Regions from separate parts of the Homo sapiens genome. Here region 1 is linked to region 2. Evidence: chromatin loops called from intact Hi-C (ENCODE). Cell type or tissue: IMR-90. All regions are shown on one strand. Each heading gives the region's core, and the rest is flanking DNA. Links, peaks and the distances in the headings are about the cores only.

What was found. Peaks named below come from ENCODE experiments on the same cell type or tissue, not always from the same donor. Only the 100,000 strongest peaks of a DNase experiment are listed, where the experiment ranks them.
Region 1: it touches region 2 in a loop (9-fold over the local background); 2 of 110 quality-filtered maps call a loop at or near these places.

The regions. Positions count from the first base shown.
Region 1 is chr9:80,054,721-80,071,682 of GRCh38, reverse strand. No RefSeq gene overlaps it. Among named protein-coding and RNA genes, the nearest start is that of LINC01507, 240 kb to the right of the region's middle. RefSeq lists an enhancer at 3,906-5,330. In IMR-90, for the core only: no CTCF peak of the experiment used is centred there; a DNase peak (open chromatin) is centred at 9,512; H3K27ac peaks cover 255 bases.
Region 2 is chr9:79,755,671-79,772,632 of GRCh38, reverse strand. No RefSeq gene overlaps it. Among named protein-coding and RNA genes, the nearest start is that of LINC01507, 60 kb to the left of the region's middle. RefSeq lists an enhancer at 6,735-7,350. In IMR-90, for the core only: no CTCF peak of the experiment used is centred there; a DNase peak (open chromatin) is centred at 8,052; H3K27ac peaks cover 625 bases.

The sequences.
Region 1 (16,962 bases), core at 4,751-12,750, 300 kb before region 2:
AAATAGAATAGACTTGCATTGTATGCCTTATGCACAGTCATGCCTAAATTTGGTAGCTTCTTGAGTGCCCTTCTAATTCCACTAAAGGATTGGAATTAGAAGAGTCTTTAATTGAGCCAGGTTTTGCACAGTTGAAGAAAATCCATAACAAAGAATAAACTAGACAATTTTAAAAAGAGCATTACATTAGTTTCTCCAGAATGCTAAAGGCTGAATTCTCAGGAAGCTATCTGCTTAATGAGGTGCCCTTAGGAGAAAATAAGAGCTCCTTTTCATCGCATCTCCATTTGGCAATACTTGTTCCCAGCATCCAAATTTCTCTTCATAGAAGTCATCAGGCCAACAGAAAGCAAGCAAGCCAATTTCATAGCTTAAGGATGGTTTTTGAAATATTCTACCATTATAATGCAAAAGTTTTAGGACAGTTCCTCTTCAAAAACTCTTTATGGTTGCTTTTCCATTATGAAAATTAGGCCTAAGATATGTGTTAAGAGCAGAGGATTCCATACAAAAGAAAAATTAGAGTTGAAAAGAATGCAAATGATATTGATCAATTTTTAGAGTATTGAAGCAATATTAAAACTTTGCCTCTTTACCAATTCACATTCAAAAGTAGACAAAATCTGTATCCATTATAAATAAGCAATATTTTTTTACCTTCTGTTTCAATGTGCTAATGAATGTTATTGTTGCATGCAGTGCCTTATAGGAACCAAGTCTTGTATTACTATAATTTGTTAAAATATACAGTGAAACAATCTCACAAAGGAAAACATTTGTTTGATGAAATATTTTAAATAAATTGATCCATATCAACACTGACAATACACAAAATCTATGTAGGATATTCCATCAAGACATTTTCTTTTTAATTGAAAACATGAATATTACACTTAAAAATTCTCAAAACCATCCAGTTCTTATTGATAAATATTTAGAAGACTGGTTTTCATCCCTCGATGTACATTAAAATCACAGGGAGCTTTTAAAACATGGTGATAATGGAGCCCCAGCTAAACTACTTGAGTCAGAATCTCTGAGAGTGAGACCCAAACACTGATAGTTTTTCAGTGCTCCCGCATGATTCTAATCTGCAATCAGGGCTGGCAACCACTGAAATGGAACACTTCCTTGTCTCTCCAGCTAGCAACAATATTCAGTTCTGCAAAATCCCCATTTTTACACTGTCTACCCTTTATAAAAAGTAGATGTGTAGATACTACCTCTCCTCTATTAAAGAGTAAGTTCGTGGAGGGCAGAGCCTCTGTCTCACATTTTTATATGCTCAGTTTCTAGCAAGGCACATGGCAGGGATCATGTTGAATAAGTATTAACTCATTGAGTGGCACACTGATCATCTGAGTAAATCTAATTAGAGGGTTTTAATTTTAGAAACTCTAAGAAGCCCCTTTCAACAGAGCAGCAAAGGAAGGATGTATGAGGAAGTGAAAAGTGAAACATCAAGATTAATAATTTGGCAATTCTTGTTTGGATGACACCTAAAATCTAATTACAGGGGATTTTCCTGGCATGTTCTTGGAGGCAAAGAAATAAATGATATGGTGGATTTCTTCTAAGACATTCTGTGTGTTGAGTTCTGCTATAAGTTTGCAGTTGTCTTCAAAGCAATAGTATCAGGAGTAGAAAGGCAGTATTTAGGAGGTAGAGAAAAACCTACTTTTTTGTCCTTCGGGAACTATAATAAAAAGGTGATTAATATATAATTGTATTTGCTAAGGAAACTAAAAATAATGAATTAATTAATTAAAATGAACCAAAATAAAAAGAAGCTGCTTATTTTTTCAGTTGTCCTTCCATTTATACATCCAAGAATCTCTTCTTTCTTGTTACCAACTTTGATATTGTCAAGGCAGCTTACTTGCAACACAGCTCAACACTGATGTGTTAGTCAGTTCTGGCTGCTATAACAAAACACTTCAGACTGGGGTGGTTTAAAAACAACACAAAAGTTATTTTTCAAGTTCTGGAAACTGGGAAGTCCAAGGTCAGGGTGCCAGCATGGTTAGGTTCTGTTGAGGGCCCTTTTCCGGTTTGCAGATGGCCAACTTCTTGCTGTGTCCTCACAGGAAGAAGAGAGGACCAGGGAGCTCTGTGGGATGTCTTTTATAAGGGCACTGGTCTCATTTATGAGAGCTCCAACCTTATGACCTAATTAGCTCCCAAAGTCCCCCCTTCCTAATACCATCAATTGTGCATTAGGATTTCAACATATGAATTTTGATGGGACACAAACATTCAGTTCATTGCAACTGGTAACTCTAATCAAACAAATAGCATATTACCTGATGGATCAACTACTCAACCAAGACAGCTGTATGTGTCTGCAGAAAGTGCAATAACTCTTTCTTTCCCAGTTATGACTGGAGAATTACCAATCCTTACTGACAGCAATGGGAGGCAGCCAAATGCATAGGCAGATAGGAGCGGGTCCCTGGCAAAACCCCACCTCCAAGCCAAGACAGTTTAAAGCCTGAAAGCCAAGCTACATGTTAAATCCTCCAACCAGTTTGAGAACGCACCTTCTCGTTTGGTGTACTTTGCTCTGATTGATCTCCATCCTTTACCTATTTTACATACGCTTACCCTTTCCTAATTGGTTTTCTACACTGTCACGCTTACCTTTGAGTGGCATCTTCACTTTGACCTTTTTTGCATACTCACAAACCAATTAGCACACACTCCCTATTCTGAGCCCATAAAAAGCCCCAGGCTCAGCCATATTGAGAACTCTCCTGCCTTGCCTTCAGGAGAGGGACAACCCCATACCCCTCCCTGCTAACATCTGTTTTATCACTCAATAAAACTTCCCATCTTGCTCACTCTTTGAGCATCCTTGTGTCCACTTCTTCCTGGTCATGAAACAAGAACCCAAACCTACCAGAGCTAAGGAACAACAAGTCCTGCATCATCGCTACTTTATAAAAAAGAAAAATTGTATTTTTGCAGTGTAGTTGTTCATATACTAAGAAATCCAAGTACCAGACTCAAGATTTTTGCCATACATTTACAACTTCTATACTATTCATAACTCACTTAATATTTTTAAGACAAATCACTCACTGTCTTTACCTCAATGAATTTGAAAGAGAAACTTCAAATCATTGTCATAAATAGAAGGTATCTATAATAGGACATATATAAATATTAAAGCAAAAGGTGTTTCTCTCACATCCCACCAATAGTATGAGAACCACCACACAACAGAAAACACCATAAGTAAAATCATATTATTTGATTGCCAGTTGCACTAGGTCTACATGATGTTGCCAGAATTCATGCCATTGGAAAAATGCATGAATTTAGAAATACCTCTAAACTTTAATTAATAAAGAGTAAACTTAGATGGGTAAAGAAAGAGTGTAACCTCCGGCTATTTCCAGGCTCTTTAGGAGGTGAATAAACTTTGATAAATTATATGAAAAGGAGGACCATGCCACTGTCAAGAAGCCTCCTTGGAGGCATTTTACCAATGACCAAGCTGAATTTACAACATCCAGGCAAAGAGCTCTTAGGATATGGACCACAACGCTTTAGAATTTATTATAGTGTATAATTGTTTATTTTGTGCCCATTTTTTCTTTGTTTATTGGTTTACTAACTGTGTCTAGACCACCACTCTAAGTTCTATGGGAGTGAGGACCACAATCACTGGTGGGGGCCACATTCACTGTTGGAATCCCACTGATTAGCATATATTGATTGTCAAATTAACAACGGTTACATAAATGACTAAATATTCTCTTTCATTCTGTAGAAACCTCCCCTTCCAAAGTGACAGTACCCTTGATGGGTGTTCTACCCCAACTGTATTTCAGCTATATCTAAAATACACAGCTTTAAACTCTACTCAGTAACAACATTTCTATATACCTCTTACAGCATCCGCAAACCCACACTTTCTCCTACTCTCAAAATCCCCCATGGCCATTTTCTTCCCCACCCATGAAATCCTCACCTGCTAGCCTCACCACTCTATGGCAGCTTACCTTTCTACTTAGGCAAGCTTGTATCAGTATCTGGGGTCCTAGATCTTAGACTCTCAGGAGGCCATGCCATGGGAGGGGTGATGACTGTAAGATAAATTTTGTCATCTTACTTTATAATCCACAGCAGTGCAAAGGACAGGATTGGCTCAACTTTCTGACATCAAGGAATAAAAATGATAGAAGACCTGGCAAGTATCCTAAGTGATTTAGCAAGGAGCTTCCACTGCTGAAACAGTATCTTAAATGTTTCTTCGCCCACCCCGTTTCCATTCATCCTGTTCTGTCATCACTAGCATCACCCTAACAAATAATCTAGGGAAACTAGGGCAAGGAAAAAGCTGAGAGAGAGAGGCTGGTGGGTAGGGGGATGTGGTTAGGAACACCCTGCTATCCAATACCCATAAAAAATTTGTTTTTAATTCCCCGGCTATCACAGATAGAGGCTGCTGCTAGCATTTAAGATAAGATTAGTTGGTGTTGTGCTATCAGCACCTCCACATTTTCCCTGCAGGGATTCCTTCTGGCAGGCTGAAGCTGGAGGCATGTCTCAGGATTAACACGAGCTAATGATTATACACTAAAGCTTTGGAACTGTCGGACTAATAGGATTAAGCAATAGCAGATGCAGGTCCCCGTTCAGGTTAAAAATGCACTTTTTACATTACAAAGTCAGACAGATCCCTTTGAACATGCAATGAATATGGATGTTTTCAATTATCACAGTCTTCCAGGGCTATACGATATGGTAAATTAATCCCCTTAGAACATCGGAAACAGGACAAAATAGCCTTCTTGAAGCTGAAATCCCTCGTTTTAGATTTTCTTTCATGGGGATAAGCAGCGGTGCACCTCACATAATTAATCTTATTACAAACAGAGAAAGGGGAAATTTTAAAAAGTGTGTAAAAATTGTTTAAATATTTGGGAAACTTAGAAAAAACACTTTGAAATCAACATCTCTTAATTAATTTTCAAACGGTCAAAAATACAAACATAAGGCATGACAAGCAAATGTCTGGATGTGTTTTGGGATGGGTTTGTATTTCTCGATGCCTCAGGCTGTCAGCGCAACAAGGAGAGAAAAAAAATTAAGGTAACTTTAAAAATGAGCAGAATAATAACTACCAGTAGAAAGCACTATTTCTCAGAGATTTGAGTTGATCTGATCTCATGCTCTGGGCCCTGGAAAGGAGAATGAAAAGGGCATATTGGGATACTTATATTTTGCTGCTGCATGAAAGGGTCTCTGCCACCCAGTAGATAAAACCATCCCTCAGAATAGCTCAAAAGTAAATCTCCATTACTGCAATTAGATGGGGTTGGACTTGGACATTAGTAGGGGATGAACCTAAGAAGTTTCATGTGTTTGATTGACTTAGGGTGGGGTGGGGGAGGGGGGAAACAAGTATTTGACAGGAGGATTTTCCAGAGAAAGTTGTTTGAGATGACAGCAGGGAATGGAAGTAGTTTTGTAACAATCAGAATAAAACAGGTTTAACACCACTGGTTTGACTCTGAAAATTCTAAAGCCAAATATCTTTACATTTGGGCTGAGTGATTGGTATTTACCCTCATTAACAGATCCTAGAATCACACTGCCTAATATTGCTCCTCGCTTCACAATAGAGACAAATAAAACACATGGGAATTTCTCCAACAAAGAATCTCATTTTTTTAAAAAAATGCAAAATGAAAGAAAGAAAGCAAAAGAGTAGGTTACACCAGGTTTCTTTATTGAGTCTACACTTTGGTTTTTATTATGTCTTACATGGTTTTTGTCTAGAAAACTGCAGGAATACTTACAACCTAGGATTTGAATAAAATCTGAATGGAACTAACATTTACAACAATAGAAGAAAACCATGATCTAACTGTGGACTATTCACTCAGGTTTTAGCCTTACCAGTCAATCAAAAACACCCAGATGTCAAAGTGAAATTTAACTCCTGAAGTTTCCCTAATAATCCAGTACATTTGTATACCCTGTGAGCAGGATTTTCTATGCATATCACAAGTCTAAAGTACCTGCTCTGGAAATACTGCTTGGGTAGACTGAAATATACTACCTAAATTAAAGATGCTAGCAAGCATCCAAAAATGTTCCTATTTTTTAAACTTTTGATTGAAAATGTCACTTCTTGACAGAATGAAATGAAAACAATGGTTATTTTAAGTGGACTACTTGGTATTCCTTTTTTCCCCCCTTCTGGCAGTTGCACAATAAATTTCAGAAGATATAAAATGATTTTCAGATAAATACTGCTATCCTAGTAAAAGATATCCAGAAAGCTGTTGTGTTAAATATGTATGTCCTTCTCCTTTGTTGGAAGACAATGACAATTGATTATTTGTTCAAATGGGCTTAATCTTCCGTAATTATCATGCATATTTCAATGACATACATTAAGACAAGTGTGACTCAGTTTTATTGTACGTGGGAATCACCTGGGACTTTTGTTAAAATGAAGCTACTGAGGCAAACGTCTGGAGAGGTGCTCTAGAGTCTGCGTTTCCAACAAACTCCCAGGGAATACAAACACTGCTGGTCCAGGAGAACACACTCAGCATCAGCATGTCATTAAGACACCAAAGTCACTTCATGAATGATATGTTATAGAGTGTAGACTTGAGGAAATTAAGCAAGCCAACTCCATGCATTGCTTTTCTAACAAAGTATTACAGTTATCAACTTAGGAGTGAATTTAATGATAATCAAAACACCCTATTTCTTGGCCTTTTTCCTACATAGCAATTCCTTACCCATTCTACTAGGTTTATTTGTAATGGGTTTAGTTTTTCATCCTCTAAAACTATCTTATGATAAGTTTATCATATGAGTAGCTTCTAAGCCATCATCTTAATGAAATTATTACAAGTTCATTACAATTTTTGTTATTCCTTAAACATTCTGAAAACTGGCAATATTAATTATATAATTTTGCAGTGAAATTTATTAGAATAGTATTACATTTAGAGGCATTTTATATATTGTGTTAGTTTATCTGCAATAATCACATTAAAATTTCCCATTAACTGTGAGATTATTTTCAATGGAAAACAAACTATAATTTTGGTATCAATGCTGAGTCATGTTTCCTCTGAAATTTTTAAAGAAAATCTTATTTTTTTCCCAAATTCAGTACATTTCACAATGCTTATTGAGTACTGCGTGGCTCTGTATATATCCCTGGCACTGGGAAGGAAGAGAATAGAGAGTGCAGCACTGATACAATGACAATTACAGACATCATTTTTGCCACCCAAAAGTTCATGTAGTAGTAAAAGAAGCACACATTTGTGAGTCAATGATACTTTACAATAGCAAAGCCAAAACCAAAGTTTTATTAGAACACAGGCAAGTCAATGAACAATTGTTGATTAGCGCTGGGGAAAGGTATTGCAAAGAAAATAAAGTATGAGAAAAGTTTTGAAGGATGAATAGAAGTCTTTATGTTCTAATTTGGTTTCTGGTGGGTGGGAGGGAAGAGAAAAAGATGAATAGAAGTCCAGAGAAAAGAAAATTGAAAACATCCTGTTTACACAGATAATAAAAGACAGAAATATCTTAAACATCATTGCATCACAAGATGAGGGTGACATCAAAAGACACAGGACTCTACATTCAGCACAGCATAGAATCCCAGCTGCAGCACAGGTATTGAATAAAGAAGGAACAAAATAAATGAGGAAATTATCTGCTTCCCTAGGGAAAGCAGTATGACTAAAATGAGGTCTCTATATCCTCATTCCTTTGGCTTCTCTATGAGTCTCTGTTTAAAGCACTCATTTTGTACGATGTTTAGCTAACAATTTTTTTTTTTTTTTTTGAGACAGAGTCTCGCTCTGTCGCCCAGGCTGGAGTGCAGTGGCACGATCTCGGCTCACTGCAACCTCTGCCTCTCGGGTTCAAGCAATTCTCCTGCCTCAGCCTCCTGAGTAGCTGGGATTACAGGCGTGTACCACCATGCCCAGCTAATTTTTGTATTATTAGTAGAGACGGGGTTTCACCATGTTGGCCAGGCTGATCTCGAACTCCTCACCTCAGATGATCCACCTGCCTCGGCCTCCCAAACCTCACAAAATTTTTATACCAGTTTATGAGTTCTCCGAACCTTAAGAAGCCAGAAGATTCCCAAAACATGACAGGTTGAGAACTCTCAGGGCACACGCTTTCTATACCAACGCCTTGTGTCCATAAATAGGATGGGTGGAGGTTGAGAAGAATCATAGTCTCTTGCTCCTGCCTTAAACTTAGGGCTGTGTGGCAAATAGCAATAATAGTCATGACAGTAATTTAATCCTATGTCCAAAGGAGCTCAAAAGTGACTTTAAAAATTCATTCATCAGCCACTGACCATATTCTCAGCACATGTGTGCCGGGTGTGAAGGTGGATAAGCAGCGTGAGGGTGTATAAAGGCAAGAAAAAAAATATGTGCACTGCTTTCCAAGGAAGTACAGATTAGCTGTGAAGGTATGACAGGAATACATAAAAGAGAATACATAATAAGATTTGAAAGAGTATAATTTAGAAAGATTAATTATAATTTAGAAAGATTAAACATAAGAAATTAACCTCACAGGTGAATGTCTTTGCATACTTTGCAGTAACATCAGCACTAAGTTTAATATAAAATCAGAAACAAGTTATTATGTTTCTTACAATAGACATGCATTGGATATAATCACAATCACCAAACAGTGAAAAGAGACGTTATGTCGCAAAAAGTGTTTTAGACTCCTTGATGTAAAGGCAGGCACACGATTAGAAGAGCTACACTCAAAGACTAGAAACTCTGTAGCTGGAGTATGTCCTTCTGTCATAGCCACTTTAAATGCAAGCAGTTTTTAAACAAAGTTTTATTATTAACTAATGTGTCATATTCCATTTCCCTAATTACCATCCCATTCTACTCTCACGCTTTCTGTTGCAATCTGCTTAGGCTGTTTTCTTTGAACTATGTGCATTTTCAACATGAATTTTATGAAGCTGGAAATTACTGAGTCCTTGGTGATTTAAAACCTCTGAACCCTATCTTTTCTAGTGCCTAAATCACTCCTTAGGTGGCTGGCAGACACTTATTTCTAATCAGAGATGTTCATTAAATAAGTGATTAAAAAGCATGGTAGATGTGGCTAATTGTTGAAGGCCCAAGGACAGGACATTAAATGTATCTTCTTTGAAGATTCGGTGGATTGTTGGTAATGCATTAAATGGTGCCCTGGTGTGTTGAACTAGTTACTGGTATTAAGCTTGTAAGTAGAGTGACTCTGACTCTGGGGAGAAACTAACTCAATATTATTTTTCCACAGGGCTCAAAACCTTTACACAAAAGCCAGCCAAATGTTCCTAATTCTAGGGAACATGTTATTTTAGCCTTGGTGATGATGACTCAACACTGAGCCTTACTGCTATGTAAGATTCCAACAGAGATGACATTTGCAATCCACAGCAGCAACGTGTCCCCTGTCTGGAAGCGAACTGAGAAATAGTTCACTTCAAATGGGCCTCTAAACAGCTGTCAGGTCAGAATAACTTTAAGTCATTACCTATCTGAGCCATGTTGAGCCAGTGACTTCTAAGTGGTGAAAATCTCTGTATCATGTTACTAATCTCACTGGCCAGCAGTGGCTATGTCAACAACCAACATTCCATCTTAGTAAGCAGGCAAAAATAATACACTGCTCATTATTTGGAAATTAAGGGAGCAGTTGAGAGGTTGAGAAGCTCAGGAAGTGAAGAAGTTGAAAATAGGCCTCCTCAGAGCTTTGTCTCTAGAATGATGACAGCCTTTAAATCACAATGTGCCACAAAAGAATTCTCTCTAGCTTCTGATCTGCTAATGGTTAGCCATGCAGACCTTCCCCACAAAGACCCCTAAGCCGCCTTCCTCTAGTTACCACTCTGGAGCTTAGACCCAATTTCCTGACCAATTAGCAGCTCAAGAGTCTAAAATTAAAGAAGTAGGGAGCAGCTGTAAGTCTCTATGATTACTTATAAACCCTTCAAATCTGGACTCAAATAGCTTCCCTATCGTTTTTCTCAATTGATTAACTCTGACTGGTTTATCACTAAACCATTCATTTACTTTAACAATCCACTAAAGCCTCAGATAAAATGCGTTTCATGTCCCTTCTTGGGCCTTTAATAATTAGCTGTGTCTACCATGTCTTTTAATCTCTTATTTAATGAGTGCCTCCAATTTTTAATAATTTAAAAGGATATCAAGCCAAGTATCAATTAAAGAAAACTGTTCTAGGCAGCATAAACAATAAGTATTAAGTCTGTGGAGAAAAGCACATGGAGCCCTGTTGCTTTCTATTGCTCAAGAGCACTTGAAAACTATGGGATTATTTCAAAACATTACATTTCACTGCTTTTTATTTTACCTAGCTTGCAGGCAAAATTAAAAATAAAAAATGAGCATGAATCATTTTGTACAGATTCAAAAGAGAATCATGCATGGCAATATCCAGCCCAACTCATATTTCTGAATATATTACCACTTGCTCAGCTCATCCCCACTGCCCAAGAGCACCAGCTGGCTTCAGCTACAGTTTAACTATTTGTTTTTGATCCTTCCAATTTCTGGAGCCATCTTGAAACTCTTGATTGTTCCAAAATATCTAACTCATGGAACTGATTTATACTACCTCAAAGGACATGACCTCTACATCCATTAATTGATTTTGTTAGAGATCAATATTAGATCACTAGTATTTCCCCATTCCTGGGAGATCATTAGAATAAAGTTAGCTAGGCTGGGTGCAGTGGCTCACACCTGTAATCCTCACACTTTGCAAAGCTGAGGTAGGCAGATTGCTTGAGTCCAGGAATTTGAGACCAGCCTGGGCAACATGGCGAAAACCTGTCTCTACAAAAAGTACAAAAAATTTAGCTGGGCATTGTGGTACATACTTGTAGTTCCAGCTACTGGGGAAGCTGAGGTGGGAGGATGACCCAAGCACAGGAGGTTGAGGCTGCAGTAAGCCCAGATCACACCACTGCACTCCAGCCTGGGTGACAGAGCAAGACTGACTCAAAAATACTACTACTACTACTACTACTAATAAAGTCAGCCCAAAAGGTTGGTTGTCTTTTTAATAGAAATGAAAAGAGCCTGGGTAACACAGACCAAACTAAACTTCAGTCACCTGAAGGAGGCCTTTGATAGGCTATAAAAATGGCCACAATATTTCCCTTCCTAAGCCACAGTCTTTACAATGTAACTTTGTGGTGTTTTCCATTTTGAGGTGGAGTCTAGTTTCACACTCCTTGAATCTGAAATAGACTTGTGATTTTCTCTGGTGAATAACATGGGGTAAAAGGGATGTTGTGCTTCTTCCAAGCCGAGACCATAACACGTCACATACATGTTTGCTTGCCGTTTTGGAAACTTGCCCATCTGCCTTGTGAGAAACCTGAGCTACCCTGCTGGAGGATGAGACACTGTGTACAGGAGTTAACTGTCACAGCTAAAGGCCATCCTCAGGAGCCAACTCAGCTAACCAAGCAGCTGAATATAAACGTGTGACAGAGCTGACCCCAAAAGCAGAAGAACCACCCGGTGAAGCCCAGTCCAAACTTCTGACCCACAGATTATGAGCCAAATAATTAGTTGTTATTGTCTTAAGCATTTAAGTTTTGGGGTACTCTTATCTAGCAAAAGCTAGTTGATATAATGCCCCAGATTTTACTACTTAACCTGCTGGTGGTTTTCTATATAAACCAAGGCCCCATACTCCACAGCACCAACAAAATCAAAAAGATTTTCAAAGCTAAACTCAATTTTCCAACTTACCCTTGACTTAGAGAATCACTAGATCAGTGCCTTGAACAATTTCTCAACTACTTCCAAATGTGATTACTATATACATTTCTATGTATCATATTCACAATAATTATCCATATTACTACAAAATCTGAAATCCTAACATTTCCCACACATGGAATTTCCTCCATTAATTGACAAGTACGTGGGTTAGGTAAAAAATTTTGATTAAAAATGTCACCATCATTATCAATAATGTTAATACCCCACATGTATTCCTTTGGATATCTCAGTAGCAGTCAGAGGATGCCTCTGGAACTTTCAAAGCAGCAGCCTCTTTAGCATTATTCAGGTACACATGCAGATCATGCCATCAACGTTTTCATAAGCAATCAATTTGCAAGATAATAGTAGGAATAACTCATATGCCTCTTCCCTAATGCTTCAACAAATAACTACCGCAAAGTTCTGACACTTTCTGATGACACCAGGAGATACGGTCCCACATGCTTTGGGTGTAGCCACACCACTGATGTCATCTGGCTTTGCTTGCTGGTGAAGATAACGACGTTGAGATGTCAGTCTTGATGTCTGTATCTTAATATGTTTAAGCACTGATATCCTTGGGCACAGGTCAGAAAGAATGTGAAACAGGAGGGAAAGGTGAAAAAAAAAAATTTCCTTTCTTTGTTCCGCCCAGCCCCATGAGTTCAGTGGAAGAAAGACCCGTTTGTTTCCCTTATCTCTCAATCAGCAACCATGGTGGCAGCACTACCACTGCAACCCAGGCTCCTCTGCCTATATCTTCTCGCTCATCTGCATATCGTGCCATCACTTCCAAAAGATTAATTCAGATGAAATACACCCTGGATTCATATTTTTTACTGTAAGCCACTTAGAATATAAATTTCCAAAACTGTCAAGAATCCCTAAACACTATTTTGTTTGGAAGGCTAGTCACTATTCAAAGAATCCAAAATACCAATCTCTTTTGAACATGGATATTAAATTGCACAGTTCAGCTTTGTTTTGACTCCTTGTTGTATTTTCTAAGAAGTAAATAGCAATTTTCTATTTGTTTAGAAAAGTAGCCACTCTTAATAGCTTATTTTTTTCTAAAATGGAATTACCATTCCTGATATTTCCACAGTTGTTTAAAAAACAAGGCATTATTAATCTTGTTGTGAAGATGGGAACATAGAACGATGCATGCGGCCATGTGTAAGTTAGATAAACTACAATGCAGATTGTTTTGAAATTTGGTCTTACAATACTTATTAGCTATTCAATAAGCCAAATTAAGACACAGGAAGTGCCAAATTTACTGCTTATAATAAAATGTAAGCCTATATTTGAAACAGGAAAAATATTAATATCTTCTTAAAATTTCATGCTCATTCTTTTTCCAGTTTTGTAAAGATTGGTGTATTTTTACCATAAAAACAGTGATATTAGAAAAAAAAAATCTGTGTGTGGTGGCTCACACCTGTAATCCTAACCCTTTGGGAGGGAGAGGCAGGAAGATTACTTGAGGCCAGGCATTCAAGACCAACCTGGGGGACATAGTCAGAGCCCCATTTCTACACATGCACAAAATTACCCAGGCATGGTGGCACACACCTGTAATCCTAGATACTCCAGAGGCTGAGGAAGGAGCATGGCTTGAGCCTAGCACTTTGAGGTTGCAGTGGGCTGTGATTGTGCTACTGCACTCCAGCCTAGTCAACAGAGTGAGACCCCATCTTGAAACCAAAAATAAAAATAATTCAGTGAACACTTTCCAGGACATAATCAAGCACTATGTTATGCCCATCAAGCACACTATCTCATTTAATTTTTATAACAACCCTGTGATATAACCAACATTATTTCTGTTTTTTAAGCAAATAGTAGTAAAAGTAACCCAGAACTTGTTCACTGTCACACACACTCAGCTCTTCTAACTCCACATATTCCTTCTTCCTAGTGAGGACACTGAGCACATAAGAACATTTGTGCTTTTGAGACTAGATAATATAAATGTGGATTATTTGTTTTACTTCCCCTGATGTTGATACATTATTTTCTAAAAAGAATAATTTCTAAAATCCAGCTTTCTAATATATATGGAATAAAACGAGTCAACTGATTTCCTTTTATACACTAAGGTATTTGGCTATGTTGGGATTGGTTATAGTGCAACTTTTCATGCTACCCCACCACAGGCTACTCATTGGCCCAGGATGACTGGGGAATGGATATGTCATGTTTTTTTTTTTTAATAAACTCAAGAGATCTATCATAGCTGTCTTCAAAAGTCAAGGGACATTACGTATATATTTAATGTGATGTTTTGATATATGTATACATTGTGAAATTATTACCACTATTAAGGTAATTAACATATCCATCACCTAACAAGGCTACCATTTTTTGGTGTGGTAACAGCATTTAAGATGAACTCTCTTAGCAAATTTCCATTATGCAATATATTATTATCAATTATAGTCACCATGCTACACATTAGCTCTACACATTATTTATCCTGCATAACTGAAACCCTTTGACCAACATCTCCTTATTTCCCCACCCCCTCAGTCCTTGGCAACCACCATTCTACTCTTTTCTTCTATGTGCTCTACTCTTTTCAATTCTACATATAAGTGGGGCCATGCGGTATCTGTCTTTCTGTGCCTGGCTTATTTTGCTTAGCAGAATGTCCTCTAGGTTCTTCCATGTTGTCACAAATGACAGGATTTCTTTCTTCTTTTTTTTTTTTTGAGGCTGAATAATATTCTATTGTATACATACTACATTTTCATTTTCCATTCATCTATTGACTGGCACATAGGTTGATTCCATATGTTGACTATTATGAATAATGCTGCAATGAACATGGGAGTGCAGATAATTCTTTTGCACACTGATTTCATTTACTTTAAATATATACCCAGAAGTGAGATTGCTGAATTATAAGGTAGGTGTATTTTTAATTTTTTAAGGATCCTCCATACTGTTTTCCATAATGGCCACCTCAATTTATATTCTAGGGTTTCCCTTTTCTTCACACCCTCACCACTACTTGTAATCTTTTGTCTTTCTTATGATAGCCATCCTAACGGGTGTGAGGCAGTATCTCACTGTGGTTTTGATTTGCATTTTCCCAATGATTAGTAATGTTAGGCATTTTTTCACATATCTGTTGGCCATTTGGATGTCTTTTTTTGAGAAATGTCTATTCAGGCCCTTTGCCCATCAGGCTTGAGGGTGGGGCATTTGCTGGGGAACCACTGTCTTCTCCCCAGTATTTCCCTATCTCCTGTTTGTATCGATGTAATTCAATTTGTCTATTTTTACTTTTTTTGAAGGTGCTTTTAAGGTTATACCCAACAAATCTTTGTCCAAACCAATGTCATGGAGCTTTTCTCCAGGTTTTCTTCTAGTAGTTTTAGTTTCAGGTCCTACATTCAAGTATTTGATCCATTTTGAGTTGACTTTTTATATATGGGTTTGACAAAAGTGTTCCAGTTTATTATTTTTAGGCAGATATCTAGTTTTCCCAGCACCATTAATTGAGCACTGTAACCTTGCCCCAAAGCGTGTTCTTGGCACTTTTGTCAAATATCAATTGACTGTAAATGCATGGGTTTATTTCCGGGCTCTCTATTCTGTTTCATTGGTGTATATGACTGCTTTAATGCTAGTACCATGTTATTTTGATTATTTTAATTTTGTAGTATATTTTGAAATCAGGTAGTGTGTGGCCTCTAGCTTTGTTCTTTTTACTCAAGATTTCTTTGTATATTTGAGGGATTTGTGGTTTCATACAGATTTTAGGATTTTTTTCTATTTCTTTGGAAAATGTCATTGAAATTTTGATATGGATTCCATTGAATCTGTAGATTGCTTTGGATTGTATGGACATTTTAACCATATTAATTCTTCCAATTCTTGAATACAGGATATCTTTACATTTATTTATGTCTTCTTCAACTTTTTCATCAATGTTTTCTGATTTTTATTGTACAGATTTTTCACTTCCTTGGTTAAACTTGTTCCTAAGTATTTTTATGCTACTGTAAATGGAATTGTTTTCTTTATTTTTTGGATAGTTTGTTTTTCATGTATGAAAACACAGCTAACTAATTTTCATATGTTGGTTTTGTATCCTATAATTCTACTGAATTCACTTATTCGTTCTAACAGATTTTTGGTGGTGTCCTTAGGGTTTCTATATATAAAATTATGTTGTTTGCAAAAGAGACTATTTTACTTCTTTCTTTCCTATTTGAATGACTCTTGTCTTTTTCTTACCTAACTATTCTAAGACTTCCAGTACTATATTGACTAGAAATGACAAAAGTGGGCTTCCTTGTCTTGTTCCTAATCTCAGAAGCAAAGCTTTCAACTTTCACCAATGAGTATGTTAACTGTGGGTTTGTCACGCAAAGTCTTTATTATGTTGAGGTTATGTCTTGTACAGCAAGTTTGTTGAGATTTTTTTTAATTATGAAATAATGTTGGGTTTTGTCAAGTTCCCTTTCTGTATTTACTGAGATAATCGTATGATTTTTATACTTTATTCTGCTAATGTGGTGTGTTACATTTATTGATTTGCATATGTGTAATCATCCTTGCATCCTAAGGTTAAATTTCACTTGATCATGTTATATAATCCTTTAAATTTTGTTTGCTTATATTTTGTTGAGGAGTTTTGCATCTATGCTCATCAGGGATACTGGCCTGTAAGTTTTTTCTCTTGTGGTGTTCTTGTCTGCCTTTGGTTTCAGGGTAATGCTGCCTCATCAAATGAGTTTGGAAGTATTCCTTTCTCTTGAATTTTTTGGAAGAGTTTGGGAAAAATTGGTATTTATTCTTCTTTAAATGTTTTCTAGATTCACCAGTGAAGCCATCAGGTCCTGGGCTTTTCATTCTTGTGAGATATTTTTATTATTGATTCAATCTCTTTACTCATTATTGGTCTGTTCAGATTTTCTATTTCTTCATTATTCAATTTGTATAGGTTGTATGCTCCTAGGAATTAATCCATTTCTTCTAGGCTTTACAATTTGTTGGCATATAGTTGTTCATAGTAATCTCTTATAATACTTTGTATTTTTATATTACTGTGGCATTAGTTGCAATGTCTCCTTTTCCATTATATTTTATTTGAATATTCTCTTTTTTCAAAAGAAAACTCAGTTTT
Region 2 (16,962 bases), core at 4,969-12,968:
GAGGAACTGGATTGCTGTCTCTATAGCTGATATGAACCAAAAGTTTCCCAATCCTCACCGGGAACTAAGGAACTTACAATGTCACCAGGTGACAATCATACAGCCTTGGAAACCATGGCTTGAGCTACATTCCATTTCCAACCTCCTTCCTGCCATTTCTTCTGTCCATCTTCCCAACTCTCTAACACCCATTTAGCAACCTGCCTTGTTCTTCCAGCTCACCTTGTCACTCTCTCTTTCTCTCATATGTGATTTAGGTACCATAACATGCTGATATTCTCAAAGTTAACATTTACAGTTTTGACTCTTTGGAACCATGGAGTGCCAGCAAAAAGGCAAAGAAATTTGTCATGTTGCCAAAGCAGAAATTTGAATCCTATGTATTGCAAAGCCACTGTGAGGACAGAAGTCAGTTTAACAGGGGACTGTGTTCACTTAGCATCTCTGCATGGCTCTCAACACATCCTGTAGGCAATAACTCTGGTCCTCAAAAAAAATCCAAAGATTACTGCCAGTAACACAGTGAAAAGAACATGAGGAAGATTCTTATGTATTGTGTAGGTCCTTAGCCAGAAAACAGAAGCTCACCAAACATCCATGTAGTAGATTGGCCACATTACTATGTCTCTAGATCTTCACCCTTTGCCATGTAGCTTTGCATGGCTTCTGATGGTGAACAAGGTGATCTCCCTCACCCCTTCACTCTGAGCTCAGCCATGTGACTTGTTTCAACCAGTAAAATGAAGTGTAGAGTTGCCAGATCTAGCAAATAAAAAATACAGGACATCCAGGTAGAAATGAGGTGTGTGTGCTCCAAGCCTAAACCTCAAGAGTCCTTGCATATTTTATATGAGGTTGGGCACTATGGCTCAAGCCTGTCATCCCAGCACTTTGGGAGGCTGAGGTGGGCGAATCAATTGAGACCAGGAATTTAAAACCAGCCTGGCCAACACAGTGAAACCCCGTCTCTACTAAAAACACAAAAATTAACCAGGCATGATGGTGCATGCCCATAATCCCAGCTACTTGGGAGGCTGAGGCAGGAGAATCACTTGAAGCCAGATAGCAGAGGTTTGCAGCAAGCCAAGATGGCACCACTGCACTCCAGCCTGGGCAAGATGGTGAGACTCTGTCTCAAAAAATAATAATAATAATAAATAAACAAATAAAATATATCTATGGAACAGAGCGAAATCTCCACTGTCGCTACAGCTAAGGTCAGCCTCAATCACCTGTCTAATCTTTATTCAAGTGAGTGAGCCCAGCCAGATCAGCAGAACCATCTACTTGAGCCCCAATTGACCCCCTGAATCATGAGCAATACATATTGCCTGTTATGTGCCACCAAGCCTGTGGTCATTTGTATTGTAGCATTATTATATTAAAAGATAGCCAAATAGCCCATAAGGGAAATATGTGATAGTGGAACTTGTGAACTTATTGATTAGAGAAGGAATCTAGTGATTTCCCCCTAAATACAATGAATATGCTCGTCTCCCTTCCTACCACATCTCGTACATTGAAACACTAGGGAGAAAACATCCTCAAGTTTTCTGTCTCTCCCCTCACAACGAGCTAAAACCCTTCCTAAGCGCTTATTACCCTCCCCACCTCTACCTCCAAGAATTGGGTAGAAATGCTGGCATTGCCTTGTGTTTTTTGGTTTTTTTTTTTCTTTTTTTTTTTGAGATGGGGTCTCGCTCTGTCACCTAGGCTGGAGTGCAATGGCACTATCTTGGCTCACTGCAACCTCTGACTCTCAGGTTCAAGCGATTCTCCTGTCTCAGCCTCCTGAGTAGCTGGGATTACAGGCGCTGTCACTACACCCGGCTAATTTTTTTTTGGTATTTTTAGTGGAGATGGGGTTTTACCATGTTGGCCAGGCTGGTATCAAACTCCTGACTTCAGGTGATTCGCCTGCCTCTGCCTCCCAAAGTGCTGAGATTACAGGCTTGAGCCACCATGCCCAGCCGCCTTTTGCTCTTAATAAAAACGACTGGTCACCATAGTCTATTCTTCTGTGGCTTCTGAAGTTGGCAGACCCAAATGGCTTGCCCAATATTGCTGGGCAAGGGCAGAGTTAAAGGCCCATCACTTTCTAGTCAGAGCTACTTTGGGTAACATGTGCAGCCATATGTGAGAACTGAATCCTTCTAGCCTCAGCTTTGACTGGGATAAAACAACAGATACTGCATATCAAAGTGAATAAAACAAGACCTTCACCTCCATATACAAATGGGAAAAGAATATGGCCTCAAAACCTTGTCCCATGAATCTTGAACCTTCTAGCCAGATCAAAATGATAAAAGGACATCAGAGAAGGTACAAGAAGAAAACTGGCAAGGGCTTTTTTGTTTGTTTGCTAGAGGTGTTGCTGTACTGTGAACCCCCATTCTCCCTTTCTTGGGAAATTATGAGGGGACCAAGGTATAGGATGACAGGCTGGTGAAGGAGATGTCTAAAACCCCACAGTACATTTTGAAATATGTTCTCTGCAGTTGATAGAGGACCGGTTCCTGACTCATGACTGAGAAAGCCAAAGTGAACCATTGTCTAAGACCTGCCCTCCAGTGGGGAGCAAGGCACTGTGCTGGGAGCAAGGAACTGTCTCACTCTTTCATGACAAAGCCAGGAGAGTGCTCTGCATGGGGTCAGCCTGCACGCCCAGGACTTGTTGGGTAAAAGATCCTGGGGACTGGGGTGAGCCATGCCCCTGGAGAGAGATCAAGCTCATCTTGTCTTGGGTCCTGCCCAAGAGGGTAACACAGAAGGGTGGGAAGACCTCAGCAGGAGTTCAAAGGGTACAGCCGGATCCTACAGGCTGATAGGGAAGTTGCAAGTGGCCACCTGAAAGAGAGAAATCCACACAGGCAAAGGAAGCCACAGGAGAAGGAGCTCAGCAGGATACATCAAAGAGGCCAAAAAAGCATCCATGGAGAAAGGGTCTGTTTTAATCATCTTCTTATCCAAAACCTACCTCAGGACAGCAGCCTTAGGCCCAAAGATAACAGAGCTACCCAGCCTTGTAAAAACCACAATGCGCCCTTATCTCTCCTTCTCCCACCTTTGACCCTGGCAAGGAACCAGAAGGAAGAAAAAATGTATGGGAAGAAGAGGTGAGCAGGGAGAGGCAGTTGAGAAAGAGTCAACCAGAGGATGGAGCCCGATGCAGGTCAGCACTGAAGAAATGGAAATGATGCAATGCTATCACGTTCAAAGTTTTGATGAGCATCTTTACCATGACATTCTAATTACTGAATTGAGAGTGTGTTTGCAACCTGCAGTGACCTTGGAGTACCTTCTGTATAAGAATGGAGGCAAAAGCAGTAAGATCCACAGAGCTGACATCCCAAGCCAGGGGAAAATTAATCCCACTTAATTGAGCTTCAAGATATGCTGGATGAAAGACTATAATGCTGTGTTTTGCTTATAACCCAATTGATGCTTGTAAAACCCACTGGTTACATATGCGTGAAGCTGTATTTTCTACTCCTGATTTATGCTTACTGTTTTCTGATGTCTTGCCAGCACTTAGGGACAGGTGAAATTCTTGTGCTTTCAGTTACTGAATGCTGGTTGTGATCAGAAAGAGACTAGAGATGATGAAAATTCTTAAAGACCAAAGACCACTGGGGCCTGAAATATCCAAGATGGATTGGAAGGACTAGGGGACATTTCATGTCTCCTTTATTGCCCCTGTGGCCTGATTGAGATGTGTTGGATCATTCCATTCACCTGCTTCCAAATGCCTCTCTTCTCCTGCGTCTTCCATAGCCCAGACAGCCCAGCTGAGTCACCAGGAGCTGAGGAGAAACTCCTTCCCCAAGCCCTCAGACTTCCCTCTCTCTCTCTCTCTCTCTCTCTCTCTCTCTCTCTCTCTGTTTCCCTCTCTCCCTCTCTCCCCCTTCCCCAAATCCAGGCTCGTAGAGATGGGAATTATTCTCAAGAAAGAAATTGTCTAATATTTCAGTTAGGGGGCCACTGCAGATATAGAACATCCCCTGTTTTAAAACAAATGGCCCAAAACAAAATGAAAACATTAGGGTAGGAAGAGAAGAATTTCTGTATCAGCTTTTCATTTGTGAACTGTTGCGCCCAGTCCTTAAGATATACAAAAGCAAGCATAGATTATTATTTTAAACAGCAAAGGCAAGCTTTGCCTTGGGGCTGGTGAGGCTAATCCCCAACCAGCTGGTATGAAAGGAAACTTGTTGCTTACATTGTCTTATCTTCTCCTGGTGCCAAACAAGTCCAAGCCTGGTGGCCAGATGAGATTCTCCCTCACAGGGAAAGGAGGTCAGCGCTGCACTCCAGACTAAGAGAGAGGAGAGGCAGGAGAGCAGCCCTGCAGGAGCCCAGAGAGCCCCTCCCCTCCACTGGCAAAAGAAGCTCTGCTATAACCCAAAGAGAATGCCAGAAAAACGAATGCTCTTCAGTTAATCTCTGAAAAAGCAAGAAGAACAAACAGACCATATAGAAGAAAACAATGAAAATGATAGATTGCTTAGGGAGGAAACAGATCTACACGGGCTTGGTGTAGAAATCAAACTTGCAAATGTGTCTACTCCCTGGGGCCTCATCTATTTCTGCCTCAATCCACCACCCAAATCTACACATTTTCAAAAATATTTGATGTTTTCACTTCAACCTGGACTATGGCAGATTTTTAACCTGCTTCAATTCAACAAGAAGTCATTAGGCATTCACTTTGTACAAGGCACTATGAAGAGTGATATGGAGGCAGCAATGAGGAGGAAAATATGAATCCTACCATCAGGGAGCTTTCAGTCAAGGTAAGATGTGAACACAAATAATGAAGATAAATACAAGATAGTCTTTGGTGTGTGCTATAATACAGGAAGCACGAAAGAGAGAAAGACTAAATCCAGCTCCAGAGAGGAGTAAACACTATTGGAGAAGCCTTGTAGACTAGTAGCCTCTGACATGCACCTTGAAGGGTGTAAAGTATTTCAAGAGGTGGGAGAGGGAAAAGGAGGATGGAAGAGGCTGTTTGACTGCCTGAGAATAGGTGAATTCCCAATACTGCCAACCTGCATTGGACTAACCCATGCTAAGGGGCCAAATGGATGGAATTCCTAAAGGTCATGGCATTGGGGGAAAATTGGAAACACACAATGTGTTGTCACTAGACTCATGGGGTAAGAACAGAGCAGAGAATCAGACCCTGCTCCTTTTCCATCCTTAAAAACACCTGTTGTCACAGATAACTCGGCATTCTTTGGCTCATATGTGAGCAAATCCAGTGCTGTCTAGCCTGGCTCCCAGGTGGCACTTCACCTATGCCAGCTACTATAAAAAACAGCATGGTGACCACACTTGCCTAGGGTTTGAATCACTTGCCTTCATCAATTTTACCTGCCTTCCACATTCTTTCTTACTCACTTTACTCCAATTTTTCAATATTGTCTGCCAGCATCCTGACAAGAATCCCGGTTTACCATTCTACTACAGCAGATCACCTGCTTTGATCATCCCATCTCATTTCAACCAGACCCCAGCTGTAGGCATCCTACCCTGGTCATGTTGTCAATCAAATTTGAATCAGGTTCTTCTGGGTTCAAAGAGCAGGAGTGGATCCCAAATGCCGTGCACGGGCTGTTACCATGCTGCCCAAATTATTCCTAATTGTCTATGGAGTAACTGGATGTTTAATTCCACTTTTTAAAATCTTCCTTTATTTTACAGTAATGATGTGTCTTAGTCCATTTTGTGTTACTATAAAAGAATACCTGAGACTGAGTAATTTATAAAGAAAAGATGTTTATTTAGCTCACCGTTCTGTAGGCTGTGAAAGAAGCATGGCTCCTACATCTGCTTGGCTTCTGGTGAGGTCTTCTGTGATGAGTCAAAACATGTCGGAGAAGGTCAAAGGAGAAGCAAGTATGTGCGAAGAAGGGACAAACCTGGGGACACCAAGCCATTCATTAGCGATCCATTCTCATGATCCAAACACACCCCACCAGGCTATATATCTAATATTGCCACACCAGGGATCAAATTTCAGCATAAGATTTGGTGGGGACCAATAAACCATATCCAAACCAAGCACCATTCCAGAAGATATAATACGCAATTTTGGAATTTGCTTCACAAATGTATTCAAACTGGATAGACTATCAAGAGTGCTTTCAAAATCATTTGAGAAGAAATGCACATTGGTGCCTTTGCTTTGGAAGGAAATGTGAGATGTTTTACAGAACCACAGGCATGAGGTCAGAGGCTGAGAAAATATCTTAAAATTACAGGTGTACTCTATGACCGTCCAGGCCATCTGCTCTATGACATACAGGATCTAGTATCAGCGATGCCTCCCGGTGGTACTCTCCCCTACTGTCCAGATTGTCTGTCATTGTGTGAAACAAACATACTAATTGCTTAGTGAGCAAATGGTGCGGGCTAGATCATTTAGGAAAAATTCATTGGAAACTGAGACCTTCAAGTCAATAGCCGTACAACATAAAGGATCCCTAGCAATAGAAGGGTGCTAAGAAAGCTTTGCCTCTCTCTGCCTCTGTTTCTTCCTTTGTGCATTAGGGATAAAAATGCTGCCCACTTCATGGAGATGCTGTGAGGAATAAATGAGCTAAGACCTGCAGGACACTTGAAAAAATGTGTCACGTAAGTACTCAGTAAACATGCACACAGGGCAAACGAATCAAAGGCCGGCCATCAATCTTTCCAAGGAAGCCGTACTATCGGAATTAATACCAAAGGCATTAATTTCAATAGTAAGAGTGCCCCATCTGAGTGACATGGGAGTGATGAAAGCTGAACAGAATTTGATTCCAACCTCTTTTCTGCCCCAAAACCACACATGAAGAGAGATGAGAAGCCTTTCTAAAGAAAGAATTCCTCTATGGTAATAGCCTCAGCTCTCCCCTTCACATCCAAACCGACCCCCTGCACCGTGACTGCCTTATCCACAAGTATGGTTTTTTAAATGACCACATACCCCAGGAATCCCTTCCTTGGCTGGTCAGGTACCTCAGGCAAGCTCAGACTCTGCCACCTCCGATCACAATCAATAAGGAGACTGGGAAGTTAGAGAAGCCTCACCTCGAGGCACTTACAGACCTTCAGCGATCACTCCTGAACAGAATCAGATAAGTGCTATTTAGCTTTACGATTCTGCTTTAAGAGAACACACACCAACAAGCTCGCTCTGTAAGAGAAAATCTAACAATACCGAATGTCTTGCAATGAGGATTTAATACTTTTCACCTCCTGTTCCTTGATTTCCTAGGGATTTCTGCCTGGAATCTAGAGTGAAAGCATATCCATCAGGTGCTGCAGGGGACTGCTGTAAAGGCAAAGAGTGCTAATCCCGCTGAATCTCCACTATATATCAGACTCTGCTGAGCTTTTTTCTATCAATTAGTAGTCTCTAGATTTCGATATTGGCTTCCATTTGTACTTTCTCAAGTGAGTCTGGCTTTTGGCTATTAAACAGAACACGTGTAGTAAATCCTTAATCATATGGAGATTAAGTCTGAGGGCCTGAGGAAGGGGTTTCTGTTAGCTCCTGCTGACTCAGCAGGGGCTTTCGTGTATCCATTTTACTGGTGAAGAAACTGAGTCTCAATTAGGTTAAACAATATCTGAAGGTTACACCAATGCTAAGTTCACAAGCCAGGAGGATCAAAACTGCTGTCTGCCGGCTTCAAGTTCAGCACTGTCTTCCCTCCACTCAGCCGAGCAACTGTGGTTCACACAGGAACAAAACAAAAGGCAGAACAGAAAGTCGCCACCAGAGTTCATCTGCAGGGGTCTGTCATGGAGAAGAATTCAAGCTGGAAGCACCTGACCTATGATTAGGTGGGGTTCTGCTGATCATTTTTGATGCAGAGAGACTTTTTTTTAAATGTCTCTGGTGTCTGCTTGGTCCAGCATAGAGACAGATGGAGGTAGATGATAGGCCAGCAACAGTGGCAAGAAGACAAAGTGAGTCACTGCTTTAGGAATGAACCCCCGAGGGTTCTCTCTGCTTTCTTTCTCCAAGTGGAGTGACTATAGTTCAACAACCAACGTGGGGAACCTAGAAACAAGAAAAGCAAAACTCCTAATGAGCACGCTCCATTGGAATCTTGGAGAAGTACCAGGGGACTCCAGCCAGATCAGAGCTCACTGCCTTGGTCACAGGGGGAACCCCTAGACAAGGCAGGCTTGGATGAGGAGCCCTGGAAAGGGAGCATCCTGCTTTCCAGAGGCAGAGAATAAGGATGGACTGTAGAGTGGATATTCTGGGTGGAAGCCAGATGTTTGTACAATAATGATAATCATGTATGGTCTGTATCTGTGCGTGCCTTTCCCTCTGCTAACTGAATTTTGTTCCATAAACTTGTACTTAGAATGCTGGTAAAAGATTTGCCAGTCCCTGCCTATCTGGAGCAGGCATTCCCGGGGAATGGAAGAGGAGATAATAAACCTAATCCAGGGCTCTGACGGCGGTTCACAATGGCACACTTGTGGCGGCATAATCCTGTAGAGATGGTACTCAACACTTCCCAAACTTTGGTTTTGTAGCCTGGTGTGTGGACTTGGATGCCTGCCAGCACCTCTCCTCCTCATGAAGTTGCAGTGTGAGCTGCAAATGGAACTGGGGCCGCAGAGCTGATGAGTGATTTAATTGACTGCTCATGAAAAGTGGACTTCTCCATAGATTCATGGGTAAAGAAAGATGTTACATTTAAACCCAGAAAATTTTCTGCCTGCTAAGAAAAGCAACAGAATAGATAATTAAAGTAGTCCTTTGTAAGAACTCAGAAGGAAAAGACAGCCCAGATGAAAGGCTGGCTTCTCATCCTAGGCTCTTTTTCTATCCCTCTGTGTTATTAGAGGTTCAAGCTGTTAGGCATGAAGTCTGGCCCACTTCAAAAGCTGGAGGTCTTGCCTTAAGGGGTCATGATTATTTTAGTTCCAACCTTCTGTAGTATCAGCCACGGCATAAGAAGTGAAAATGCCTAGAGTTGAGGCTTTTTTTTTTAATGACATTAAAAACATACACGGTATAAAACTGTAAAGTACACAAGGCATGAACTCTAAAATGTGAAAAAAAGGTGTGTCAGAACTATGATAAAATGTAATGGAGAAGAAACGTAGAAAGCTTGATCTTGTGTGAACACCGGAACACCACTTTACTTTAATTCCCTTACTATTTCTTTAGAATATATTTATTTACTATTCCTTCAGGTTACTCATACTGCCTACTTAATGTCAAAGCAGCAACACTGAAAAAAAAAGTTAGATTGATAAAATTCCATCTATTTTATCCAGACCCAGGATGGGTGTTTGAGCTGGTCTATCTTTGTGTAACAGATGCAGTAAGAGAACATTTTCAGTGAGCAAAATTTGGGCACAGTACCGTAAATTTGTAAGGAAATGCTCCTATTTACGTGTATTTAGGTCTTTAGCAAACTACTAGGTTTTCAGTAATTATTTTGTAATGGGATCCGTCTTTTTGTAGAGGCATTATCATTCTACATATATAAATTTTCACATGCTGAGAGTTCTTACAGTGAGGGAGGGCTGAGTTTTATCATCTTATTACTTCTGATTGGCTTGATTTTTGTAAGAGTCTTGTACAATTTGTACTGCTAGTATAAAACATAACTATACGGGGCCTGACCCCATAAGTGAGAAGAGAATAAATTGGAGGCCACTGGGGTACAATTCTGTATATTAACTCACCCCTGATTTAAATTCCAGCCTAATGGAATGAAGCCATAGCTGGGTGGAGAGAAGAACGGTTTCCTGCCAGTCCATGGGGCTGCCCAGGCAGGACGAAAAGTGAGAGGACCGGAGCATCCTGGGCAATGGCTAAGGCTGAGCATGCGCGGAAGAGTTAAAGCGCTCCATGCTCACCTAGAGCCACACAGGCGCGCATGTGCACCAGCTGGATTGTAGTGCTTAGCGTAGAAATTTAGCCGTGGGCAACAAAGATCCAAAAAGAATCAGAGTTTTCAGAAAGAAATTTATTTCTCACACATAAACAGGCAATTCAAGATTGTCGGGTAGCTCCTCCTTTATCTGGGACTCGGGGTGCTTCTGTCCTTTCTCTCCTCCGTCACTGGGACATGATTACCAACCTCATGGTCCAGGATGTGATACCAGCAATCATTCCACTTTCGAAGCAGTATTACAGAAGAAAGTCTATGGGAGGAACTTTAGACTGTTTTATCTGTTCTCCTTTCCCAAGCTAATGGAAGCTGCGTGGCCACCTGAACTAAAAATCACATTCCCGGTGCTGCAACTAGAACTTCTGGCTAAGGGGACATGAGGGAGTTTCCTGGCTGTTTCATTAAAGGCAGTGTCTGCGGGCAGCTTCTTCCCGCCTTTACTCCATCTTGGACGATGAGGTCAAAGGCCCCTGGGACCTCCACTGGAGCCAGGACACCAGCCCTGCTCTGCCTATAGTAAGGCTTTTGCATGTGCATGAAATGAACTTCTATCTTTTTAGCCACTGTCCTTGAGTCTCTGTTGAATGCTGTGGAATTAAATCTTATCTAATACACCCATCTTAAGGGAAATTTCGTGAGAGGAGAAAAATCAGTATTTTAATTTACTGGAGTCCAGTTAGCCCCATAATCTGACCACTGGCCCTTTTCATTTGTGCATTTAATAAACATTTATCTAGTATCTGCAATGTGCCAGGCCCTTAAGGTGATGCAAAATGAGCGTGCCCTGATCCCTTCCCTCAAGGAACTTCATATCAAATGGAAGACAGAAAGAAGGGATTACTGGATTGAATACTAGTGATATGCCAGGTACTGCTGTCACGGTTTTCACATGGTTGTTTTTTGTTGTTGTTGTTGTTGTTGTTTTTGTTTTTGTTTTGCATTTGTATCTCATAAAATGTCTGTGTGATCCTCATCTGATAGGAGTGGACATTAAAGCTCCAAGGGGTTATAGAATGTGCCTAGGGTTACACCTAGAATAAGGTATGGAGTCAAAATTTAAGTTTAGATTTCTGACCCATGAGTCAACGATTGCACCAGGCTGCCTTATGGACATGGACATGAAAAACAAGAATACATGGCTCTATGTGACAAGTGCCCAACACATCTAATGCCTTAGCTGATGTGTAACTAACTCGTCTGAGAGGCCACTCAGATATTATAGTTTTTCCAATGTCACTATGTGTCTTACATCAAACAAGTAAAGTCTTATTCCTACCTACTCTGTAGAGAAGAATAAATTCATGTAGGATCACCATGCCTACATCATGGGCACTAAAGTGTCACCTTACAGGTTCCATTACTATGACTACAATCTGCAATTTTATATATATTTTTAATGTCTGCCAAACAAAATCACTGGAAAACTCCCCTTCTGACCATCATTTTTGCCTGCTCATTCACTTTGGTTTCTAGCCTTTTTCCCTTGGCTCATTTCTCTCCCCACATTCCACATACATAAAATAGCATTTGTGGCCTGTATTTCCCCTCATCCAATGGGTTTATTATGTGTAATCTACCCTGAAGCATAAAAAGTAGCCTGTCCAGACTTTTGCAGAATTATTATGCCATCTCCTAAATCATATCACACCTTCTGCTAAAAATACCCAGCAATTATTTTACCATTTGCAAAGGTAAACCAATGTTCAAAATTCCAGACACCCAAAAAACTCTAAATGGGATCCATTGTTTTAATCAATCAAAGCATTTTTGTTTGCCAAATTATAATACCAATTCTGAATGATCACTCAACACATGGGCAGAGCCTGGCTTGCCTAGCCACTTTAAAGGTAGTGAGAAAAGATGACAAGCCTCTTTTTTATACCAATGAGAAAGATTTGTCCTAGAGCATTATCTGAATTCAACCCAGCACAGTTCCTTGTCAGAAGTATCTTTGAAGAAAGGAACTATGATCTTTTATATTTTTTGATAGTTACTAACACTAGCTCATGAAACTAACAACCTCCAAATCTCACTGACTTCATAAAATAAAGGCTTATTTCTTGCTCACATCATCATCCAATTGGGTTTTCAGTGGCCAGCCTTCAATGTGGTGATTTGGGAACACAGGCTCCTAACATCCGGTGGCTTCTCAGAGTGGTTCCTCTGCATTTGGCTAAAAGAAAGAGACATAAGAAAGTATGAAATATTAGGCTGCTGTTCCATCATCAGGCTTGGACATCACATCCCATGTAACATGTTCCATTATCCAGAACTTAGACCCCGTAGCCCTAACCTAAGTAGCCTTGCAGTGTGCACTGGACAAGGAAATGGGGCTGGAAAGCAAAGAGCCAGTTTCTGCCCCACCTTTGGGGACAACACTGTAGAGGTTGGCTTCACCACCCAGGTCAGATGATTGGCATGTGTTTTCTCACTCCCTCAATTGCCTGGATGCAGGTGTGTCCAACAAAAATGATTGGCCATCATCCTCTGTGAAACACAAAGAGAAGGGGAGGTCCTGGGCATAAATCTGCAACCCCCAGTGGCCATGTTTTCCAGTAAGCTTGGATTTCTGTTGATATCCCTGCCCGCCATCCCCTACCCATCTTAAGTGCCACCCCAACATGACTTTCTACAATTCTGGGAAGTAGAACAGTGAGCCTTTCACCCCTGCAGATAACAGACAAAATCCATGAACTTTTATCCAGATAAGAGGCTTTTACTCCATGAGGATGACTTTTGTTTGGACTAAGAGTATCCTATCTTCAGAAGGAACTCTCTCCTAAGACTATCAAGATCATCGAGAAAGAAGCCTTTTTAAGTCAGCACTTTGTATCTTTATTAGAGTTGTAATGGAAAATAAGCACAAATGTGTGTTCTTCTAGAGCTTGGCATAGAAGCAGCAGCAATGAACTCAAAATTTGGCTGTGGTTATACGGTAGTCATTATGGCCTTTAAGTCTGTCCACAAATATTCAGGTTCTCTTTCTACAGACACAGTGAGATTGTACTTTTCTGACATCTTTGAAGTTAGCAGGGCCTTAGGGCTTGACTTGGCCAATGCAATGTGAGTGGAAGTGACATGTCATTTCCAGATAGAAACCTGAAGAGCCAGTGCTTGACTCATCATGTTCCTGTCCTCCTTCCCTGCCCCAACCCTGTCATGATCTGGTGATAACTTTACCCACAGGCAGTAATCACAGAATTTCTTTTCCCTATAAACTCTTGAGTCTGGGTCCCTGAGTTACCACAAAAATCAGAGGCCCCTGATGACTCTCATTGGACATGTAGCATGAAAGAAAAAAAAAATTTTACTTCATTAAGTCACTGAGAATTTGGAGAATAAACTAATGAGACATACAGGTCCCATGTGATTTATTTTTAGTCATACTCTTCTTTTCCATGTACTCATATTTTGTTATAAAAATTTCACACTTGCAAATTATATATAACATACCTGCCTAATTTTTAAAATGCACACATGAACCTACCACCCACTTTTAGAAATAGAACATGATCAGTTCCTTCAAGCTCCACTGGTGACTAACCTCCATTGATTGCCCCCTCCCAAAAGATGACCCAACTCACCTCCATTGATTGCCTCCTCCCAAAAGATGACCACTATTTCACTTTGTGTTAATAATTCACTTGCATTTCTTAATCATTTTATCTCACATATAGAATCTTTTTGTTTTATACATTGTTTAACTTTATGCAAATGGAATCTTCCTGTATGTATTCTTCTCAAACTTGCTTTTCAATCTAATATTAAGATTCATCCATGCTGATGCATGTAGCAGAATACTATATTGTATGAGCGTAACAAAATGAATTTACTTTTTCTCTTATTAGATGGTCATTTGGATTTACTGTTTGGGATTTTTGCTATTAAAAGCTACACTACTAAGAATATTCTTGCATATATTCTAGCGCATATATGCAATAATCTCCTTAGGGTGTACACCCAGGAGGGAAAATGCTGAATTGTGTAGTATTCAGATGCTCTACTTTATGAGATAAGATAAAATTGTTTTCCAAAGTGGCTGTGCCAATTCACACTTCCACCAGCTTGTATAAGTGTCTTTGCAACACGTCCTCACCAACACTTGGTATTGTTGGCCTTTTTCTCTTTTTGCCTCTGTGGTGGCTGCAAAATGGTATCTCACTGTGGTTTTAGTTTGTATTTTCTTTAAGGCATAATTTCATCATATATGAATTCAAGAAACCAAAATGAGAAACATTTTGCCACCTGTATCCTTAAAAACCAGAAAAACTTCACAAATTAGGCCCCTTCTTAAAGGAGAGGTTGAATAATTGGAAAAAGCACAATTATTCATTTTCTGGACATTAGAAAATACCAAAGGGCTTATGCTACTGTTTGTGTCGTAGGTTAAACAGCTGTTTCTTAAATGGCTCCTCCTAGTGGGTATTATCAAAAGCAGTGAGAAAAGCAAATACATTTCAGGGAAATCATAAACATTCCTTTTATCTTACCAGATAAAGAGATTTAGTATAAATCCTAATGCACCCACTTGGCTGTAGACAATTTATAGCAGAGGAAGAGTTTGAAACACTTTCATGTAAATAATCCTAGATTTTTTTTCCCTGAAGGTTGCTAAAAGGCTGTTTGACACTCTTTGTAAGTGGGGAACATCTCAGAGTAAGAACCAGTTCTGGTTAATATCAGAACTCATTTCCCACTAGCAAAGCAGCTCCATTAAGCACTGTTTTCATCTCTGCAGTCTTTACTTTTATGTAATGTTTACATCATTGACACCTTCTCTTAGTGAATCCCTAATATAAACAAGGGGTATATTTTAACAAGATTTAAATACATTAAGCCCTAATGTATTTTAACAAGATTTAAAAGGATGTGGCCTTGGGATGAGAATAGCCAAATGGAGTACAGACTAAAGCAAAAGTTGTATAATACTTCCATCTCTTATGACAAAGACAGCTCCATAATTTAAGTCTGGGAAAAAAATAGTCTCCTGTGTTTATTCGTCAATTATAATTTGATGGCCTCCAAATGTCATCTGACCAGCCAAATTTCGCAACACAACCTTTTAACAGAAAATTATAAACTCAGCTCTATTTGGAAGAGAGACATGAAAATAAATTTGCTTTGCTCCATAATATCTACATACTCATGGGAACTGTGAGTTTCATGAACCACAGCAGTAATACACGAAGAGCAAATCTTTGTAATTCATCATCCTAATGCAATGAGAGACAAACCATCCACCTGATCTATTTAAGCTGAGAAGGGTCATTTGAAAGTGTGTTTAGTAACTGTCTGACCAATCTAGATAGAAGAAGTGGCTTCTGATTAACTTGCATGTCCATGTCTTTATTCTCTATAAGGCTCTTGGTGTTTCCCTGGCAAAGATCTGTAAGTTCTAGGCAGCAACAGTGGCTATTCTGGATCTGAAAGGCCAGTGAACTGGAGAGGTATGGTCTGGATGAATGCTACTCAAATGTGGTCCATGGACTGGTACCAGCCCAGGGACTCATGTTACCAGTGTCCAGTAAGAAAGGTACACAAGTTAGAGTAAGTTTTTTTTAAAAAATGTTGTAGCAATTGGACATTCCTTCAGCAGGCCAGTGAGTGATCACTGGATTTGTCTTGCTGCACAAGAAGTTTTCTAAAATAATGGGTCAGTAACAAACTTAAAACAAAAACAAGAAATTTAGCTCCTTCTCCACAGATAGTTTAGAAAGCACTGGTCTGACTCATCTAGAGATCTTGTCAAAATGCAGACTCTTTACTTGACAAATAATTGTATATATTTATGGGGTTTTATGGGGTACAATGTGATGTTTTGATAAATATTTACATTGTGGAATGATTAGATCAAGCTAATTAGCATATCTATCACTACACATACTTATTTTTTGTGATTAGAACTTTTAAAATCTACTCTTCTAGCAATTTTGAAATATGCATTATTATAACTAAAATCATCATGCTGTGATGATTCTGAAATCATGACTCTAAGTTTAGATCTCTAAAACTTACTCCTCCTGTCTAACTGAATCACTTCTTTCCCTCCCTACCACTCCCTCCCTAGCCCACAAGTTCTGGTAACTATCATTCTACTGTCTACTTCTACCAGCTCGACTTTTTTCAGATGCTACAGATAAGTAAGATCATGCAGTATTTGTCTTTCTGTGCCTGGCTCATTTCACTTAACGTAATGTCCTCTAGGCTAATCTGTGTTGTTGCAAATGACAAAGAAGAATTTCTTTCTTTTTTAGAGCTTAATAGAATTCCATTGTGTATATAAACCATATACACTTTTCTTTACCCATTTATCTGTTGATGTACACTTAGCTTGATTTTATATCTTGGCTATTGTGAAAAATGCTGCAATGAACATAAGAACTCATATATCTCTTCAAACAGCAGATTTTTTTTTTTCAAATCACCAATCCCAATAATTCTGATTCACTAGATTTGGAGGGAAGCTTGTGAATTTGAATTTCTTTTTTTGTTTGTTTGTTCAAGACACAGTTTCACTCTTGTTTCCAGGCTATAGTGCAATGGCACAATCTCGGCTCACTGCAACCTCTGCCTCCTGGGTTCCAGCAAGTCTCTTGCCTCAGCCTTCCAAGTAGCTGGGATTACAGGCGTGCGACACCATGCCTGGCCAATTTTGTATTTTTAGTAGAGATGGGGTTTCACCATGTTGGTCAGGCTGGTCTTGAACTCCTGACCTCAGATGATCCACCCGCCTCGGCCTCCCAAAGTGCTGGGATTTCAGGCGTGAGCCACTGCACCGGGTTGTGAATTTGCATTTCTAACAGGATCCCAGGTGATGCTTCTGGTGGGGACCACGCTCTGAGCAGCACTGGTCTAGAGTAAACCAAATGCAAGGTGCTCCACACCATTTGTCACTGATGATTAACAAACCTGGATATTTTAATTTTGTGGTTTCAGAACATAACACCTTTTAGATATTTATATTTGCCACCTTCTGTGCTTTTAGGAGAATGCAGGAATTAGCATTTGTTATCCTCAGTGTTCTGCTCTTCAAGATTCTTCCATG